Linked DNA regions of Homo sapiens: region 1 is linked to region 2. Evidence: chromatin contacts called from ENCODE Hi-C or POLR2A ChIA-PET data. All regions are on one chromosome and are shown on one strand. The core of a region is the stretch at or near the end of the contact, and the rest is flanking DNA. Distances in the headings are between cores, read along the strand shown. Region 1 holds the start of SNX29-AS2 (SNX29 antisense RNA 2). Region 2 overlaps SNX29 (sorting nexin 29).

Region 1 (2,952 bases), core at 449-2,948, 41 kb before region 2:
CCACCAGGCTGCAGACTGTGTGAGTCCAGGGGACAGTGACCAAGGCCTGCTCTCTGCATCCCTGATGCCTAGGTCAGTCCCTGGCGTAGGGAAGACACTATTAGCATCCAATGAATAAATAGGTGAAGTGTCATCCAAACTGGATCTTGGGGAATGGGCTAGACACAGCCCACCATCCAGTGGGGAGAAGTGGTATTCCAGAGGGGACCTGGAGGAGCAGGGCCAAACCTCTGCTAGCCAGCCCTTGCTCCTCCACCATTAGCTTCCCCAGTTAAGCCCTGGCTTATTCCAACAGCCACTGCTGAAGGCACCAGTTCTCTCTGTGACTGATGGATAATTTCATACCCAAATTGGAAACCACTTAAATTGAGACATCAGGAAAACCAGAGGCGGGCAACATATGATATCTCTTTATATTTGACAGCAAGTAAAATGTGAAAACAGCAGTGTTGACCATCTTGAGACAAATAAACCCACAGTCCCTTGGTGGTTTGTGGGGCAGGCACAGAATGCTTCATTTCAGCCAAATTCACCATGTGTGTTCAGGGCATCGGTAGTCAGGATGCTAAGGTGAAAAGCGGGAACTAAGATTCACGCATTCAGCCAATGCTTTATACTCTGTATCAGGTGCTGGGGACACAGCCATACATAAAATGGACAAAGGAGAGAGCAAATAAACAACTCTATGCCAAGTAGCATTAGTATTATGAGGAAAAATAAAGCAGGAGAGTGCTATTTTAACCAAGTTTATGATATAAGCTGATATTTTATTCCCTACTTTGGATGATTTAGAGGCATTTACTGTTTAAAACCTCATACAACTCTCTTTGGTGGGCATTCCTAGACCCATTTAAAGATGAGGATATGGGCCAGGCATAGCAGCTCATATACTTGTAATCCCAGCACTATGGGAGGCCGAGGCAGGAGGATCACTTGAGCCCAGGAGTTTGAGACCAGCCTGGGCCATATAGTGAAACCCCATCTCTATAAAAATTTGAGTTAGCCAAGTGTGGTGGTGCATGCCTGTAATCCCAGCTACTCAGGAGGCTGAGGTGGGAGGACTGCTTGAGCCCACAAGTCGGAGGCTGCAGCGAGCTATGACTGCACCACTGCACTCCAGTCTGGGCAACACAGCGAGACTGTCTCTTAAAAAAATTAAAAATACAAAATGTAAAGAAATAAAGGTGAGGACATGAAGACTCTAAAAAGAGACTTACAGCTCCATCTCCTACTAATCATGGGGACATGGAGACTTGGGGATATTGCCTACCTTATCTGTGCCTTAGTCTTGTCATCTCTAAAATGGAGACATGAGAACCTACATCAGTGCTTGCTACTACATGCACAGCTCATGGAATAGGATTTGGTATGTAATAAGTGCCAGTATACCTGTCTGCAGGTAGGAGTGTAAATGACACTCCCACTTTCAAGAACTTCATTATCTCATGGAGAAGCCACAGGATACATCCATGAAACTAGCAATGAGAATATTGTGAGCAAACCATGTCGATTGATACCACCATTCCCGCTGCCTAACAGGCCCATCTTCCTGATCAACTTCAACTCATCCTTAAAAACTCAAGTCAAACGTCTCCTCTTTGAAACCTTCCATGACATACCCCAGCAGGTAACTAACCCCACCATTGTGCCATCATTATACTTGATACCTACAGAATTCTATTTCTTACTCATTGCTCATTCTTTCATTCAACTACTGTGCATCAACAGCCTGCCATCTACCACCCCCTCATGAACCTCCAGGGCAAGGTATGTTTAGTATGTCTGTGTCTTCCACCGACGACAAACTTCTTGGGGGCCAAATAACTGAGTGTAGCTCAACGGAATTAATTAACTAATGAATAAACAAAGAACAACATAAGATTAGACAAAGTGAGCGGTCCAGAGGGGAAGAGGATTACAGGAATTTAAAGAACATTAGAAACGTACCTACCAAAACTCACTATTGACAGCGCCACTAGGGGCTTTCTCAAAGAATGAATGACACCTTGAAGGATGGGGAAGATTTGGAAGAGTGTGAAAGAGGAGGAAGTCGACATATATTCATGACTGAAGAATGCAAAGTCTCAAAACAATCTGAACAGTATAAATTATCCCATTTGTGTTAAAAATAGATGTGCGTTAGGCATGTGTGTGTGTATATATATGCCTGCCTATATGCAAATGCATAAAAAATACCTGGAAGGGTATATACCAAACGCTTCACAGCAGGATCGCTAGGAGGGAACACTTGTCTTTTGTACTCTAGATAGTTGTGCATTATTTATATTCTTTCAGAAATGTATTTTTATATTATTTATATAACTTAGAAAAAATGTTAAACCATGTCTTCTAAAAGACAAATGGTGAAAATGCAGAGCGATGGAAGTAGAAGGAACAGGAGGAGCAAATGCTGAGGGACAGGACTCGGTGGAGAAAGAGCAGACGAAAAGACATAGGGCGAAGGCGAGAGTCAGGTCCTGCTTCGCCATCTGCCATATTATTTTTAAAACAAAGCTAAAAAATATCTGCGTTGCATTGCAGCACTGGGGGCAAGAGTTGGCTGCAAGCTTTGCTCTAACAGGACAGTGTGGCGATTCCCACAGGAGGCCCACACACTCAGGCTGGCATAGGCAATGACACCCTGGACAGGAGAAACGAAAGGAAGCCACTCTCCCCGAACAGAAATAAAAATCTGGCTGGGTGCAGTGGCTCACGCCTATAATCCCAGCACTTTGGGAGGCTGAGGCAGGATTGCTTGAGCCCAGAAGTTCGAGACCAGTATGGGCAACATAGAAAGACCCTGTCTCTACAAAAAAATTTTAAAAATAACAAAATTAGCCAGGCATGGTGGTATGCACCTATAGTGCCAGCTTCTCCGGAGCCTGAAGTGCAAGGATCGCTGAGCCCAGGAGTTTGAGGCTGCAGTGAGCTATAAGTACACCACTGCCCTCC
Region 2 (2,824 bases), core at 215-2,714:
GTTCTTGAGCGTCAAAAGCACCTGCCCATGGACCTCGGGGGAGCTCACAACCACTCCACCATGCAGCACTGGGTCTTCCTCAAGCTTTGTGATCATGGCCTTCAATATGACGAGGACGGGGGAGGATAGAGTCATCACTTTAACAGGCAAAAGGCGCACAAAGAGAGTAACACATTTTTAAAACGCCACCAATAACACAGCTTTAACAAGCCTTTCCTAACAGGCACGACTAGCAAATGAGCAACCCAGCTAGATGCCAAAGTTAATTTGCTCAGAAACTATGGAAAATGACGGAGCTTCATGCAGGGGAAAGCCAGATGCAACCATTTGGCAACGAGCTGAAGACACGCACTTGTGCATGCATATGCCCGTGCACACACACACAAACACACACAAGGACGCAAGTGCACACACCGCACGCACACCTGGCTCTGAGTCAGGTGAAAGTTCATTTTCCCTGACCATCAATTTTCTTCTAGGATGAGGATAATAGTAATAATGTTAATAACAGCATCAGTAACAGCAAAAGTAAGTAATGCTCACATTGTAAATTATTTCTTTATTATTATTATTTTTTTGAGATGGAGTTTCGCTCTGTCACCCAGGCTCCAGTGCAGTGGCATGATCTTGGCTCACTGCAGGCTCCACCTACTAGGTTCAAGCGATCCTCCTGTGTCAGCCTCCCAAGTAGCTGGGACTACAGGCGTGCGCCACCACTTGCCTGCTAAGGTTCCTGGGGCATTCACTGTGCTTGGCCAAATTGTTTAATTCTTAAAACAATATTCTGGCCAGGCATGGTGGCTCACACTTGTAATCCCAGCACATTGGGAGGCTGAGGCAGGCAGATCACCTGAGGTCAGGAGTTCAAGACCAGCCTGGCCAACATGGTGAAACGACATCTCTACTAAAAATACAAAAGTTAGCCAGGTGTGGAGGCGGGCGCCTGTAGTCCCAGCTACTTCAGAGACTGAGGCAGGAGATTTGCATGAACCCAGGAGGCAGAGGCTGCAGTGAGCCAAGATCGCTGCCACTGCACTCCAGCCTGGGCAACAGAGTGAGACTTCATCTCAAAAACAAAAAAATTCTGGAACAGGTCTTCTGTGTTCTCATTTCACAGGTGGGGAAACTGAGGCTCAGAGACATTAAGGAACATGCCCACAATGACACAGTGTGTCAGATACAACACCTCATGCTCTCAGCACCTATACGTACGCTATGCTGCTTCAAATGCTTTTTGGAATAAGACCAGGTAAAAATGAATAAAAATTAAATCAAAGTTTAGACAGCTTCTGTGTCTTTTTCTGGTACCAAGCTAGGCCCAAGAAATGCATGACCAAGGGACCCACTTGGAGCACGTAGAGAAGGCTCTGTCCTGTAAATCTCATGATCTCTGTGTAGGAGTTTCTAGGAGTGAAACCGGGCAGCCAAGCCCAGCAGCCTGGAAAGTTGGGCTCAGCAGCTGAGGCCAAAGCTCTCTCTGGAGAAGGGCCAGTCAGGCCTGCCAAGCTCATACCAGCAGAGGATTCAAGGTAGGAGCCCATGGGGTGCAATCCACAGCCCCCTTCCAAACACAGACACAGGCTCTGAAGCAAGGAACTGTAGTTGGCTACAGAGGCCCAAAGAAGATGAGAAACTGAATTGCTCCCAGTGTGTGGACAACAGTCAAGGAAGCCTTCTGCAGCCTATAAGCCAGGGGGCTAGCATGCCTGGAGTGGCCAACCACATTCTGTGTCAGGGCTCTGCCCCAGGAGCCTTTGCAGGCAAGTGCAGGGAAGACCAGCTTTTCCATCTGAACGTGAAGCTGCACCCAAACTCCTCCATCCGCCAGACCTACACTGGGCTGCTGAGTGACCAAATAGAATCCAGGCCTAAAAATATCTGAAGTGATTTTCTGGGAGCAAGGATGCCACCCTCAGCCCTGAAACCTGCCACAAGCGCCGCCAGGACTCGCGTGCTGGTTAAGAACCAGGGCTCTGGGGTCCAGCCGCCTGGCTCCGCTGCCTGCAAAGATGTCACCTCAGGCTACTATTTCAACCCACTGGGACTCAGTTTCCATATTCTGTAAAAAGGTGACAATGGTGACCACCTGTCGTCCAGAGCTGTCGGGAGGATTAAACAGTTCGCAGTGAAAGCGTGGCTCACAGATGCATTGCGTGAGTGTTAACTATCATTACTTATGACCGTCAAGCCCATTTCAGGCTGGAGTGCCGTGGTGTGATCTCAGCTCACTGCAACCTCTGCCTCCTGGGTTCATGCGATTCTCCTGCCTCAGCCTCCCGAGTAGCTGGGATTAGAGGCGTCCGCCACCATGCTTGGCTAATTTCTCTATTTTTACTGGAAATGGGGTTTCGCCATGTTGGTCAGGCTGGTCGCCAGGTGAGGAAACAGGCACAGAGAGGTTAAGTCGTTTACTCAAGGCCACAAGGGGACCACCATTTCCTGAGCACATCTCTGTCCCAGGCACCAGGCCAACTGTTTCACATCACTGATCCTGAGCCTCCCGCAACAACAACAAAAGTGACTAATACTTAAGCTGTAAATTATTTAATTCTCAAAACAACATTCTGCAATGGGTCTTCATTATCCCCATTTCACAGACAGGGAAAATGAGGTTCAGAGATGTTGAGGAGTGTGCCCATCAGGATAGTGTCTCAGACGCAACAGCCCAAGCTCCTGCACCTATCTGTAAGATATGCCACTCAAATGCCTTTTGGAACAAGACAGGGTATAAATAACTGTTAACGCGTCTTAGTCCCTTCAGAAAAAAACAGCTCTTGTCAAAGAGGAACAGTGATCTTTGTGCTATTCAAAGAACAGGTCTGAA

Evidence for each region. A loop is a pair of places that touch in the nucleus more often than their neighbours do. ChIA-PET counts read pairs that join two places held with the same protein, here RNA polymerase II (POLR2A). Pooled maps may share reads with other maps.
Region 1: a loop to region 2 is called in a pooled map, with 10 times the contacts of the local background. The contact joins the promoter of SNX29-AS2 here to the enhancer-like site in region 2. A Hi-C loop is called at or near these places in 2 of 168 maps with a recorded cell type or tissue (endothelial cell of hepatic sinusoid and sciatic nerve) and 1 of 50 pooled maps. POLR2A ChIA-PET finds 5 or more read pairs at or near these places in 2 of 52 experiments (HEK293 and WTC11).

Annotation. Positions count from the first base shown.
Region 1 is chr16:12,371,347-12,374,298 of GRCh38, reverse strand. It overlaps SNX29-AS2 (SNX29 antisense RNA 2), which reads left to right and starts at 1,698. Exons shown (of 2, transcript NR_188406.1): 1 at 1,698-1,767. The region is part of intron 16 of SNX29 (sorting nexin 29); the gene reads right to left. LOC105371087 (a long non-coding RNA gene) reads right to left here. Exons shown (of 3, transcript XR_933083.4): 1 at 1,390-2,952; 2 at 1,271-1,297; 3 at 1-630.
Region 2 is chr16:12,329,814-12,332,637 of GRCh38, reverse strand. The region is part of intron 15 of SNX29 (sorting nexin 29); the gene reads right to left. Among named protein-coding and RNA genes, the nearest start is that of SNX29-AS2, 41 kb to the left of the region's middle. RefSeq lists an enhancer at 1-391. Within about 2 kb of position 1,464, at least 5 of the 41 ENCODE cell types and tissues checked have a DNase peak (open chromatin) inside an H3K27ac peak, as active enhancers do.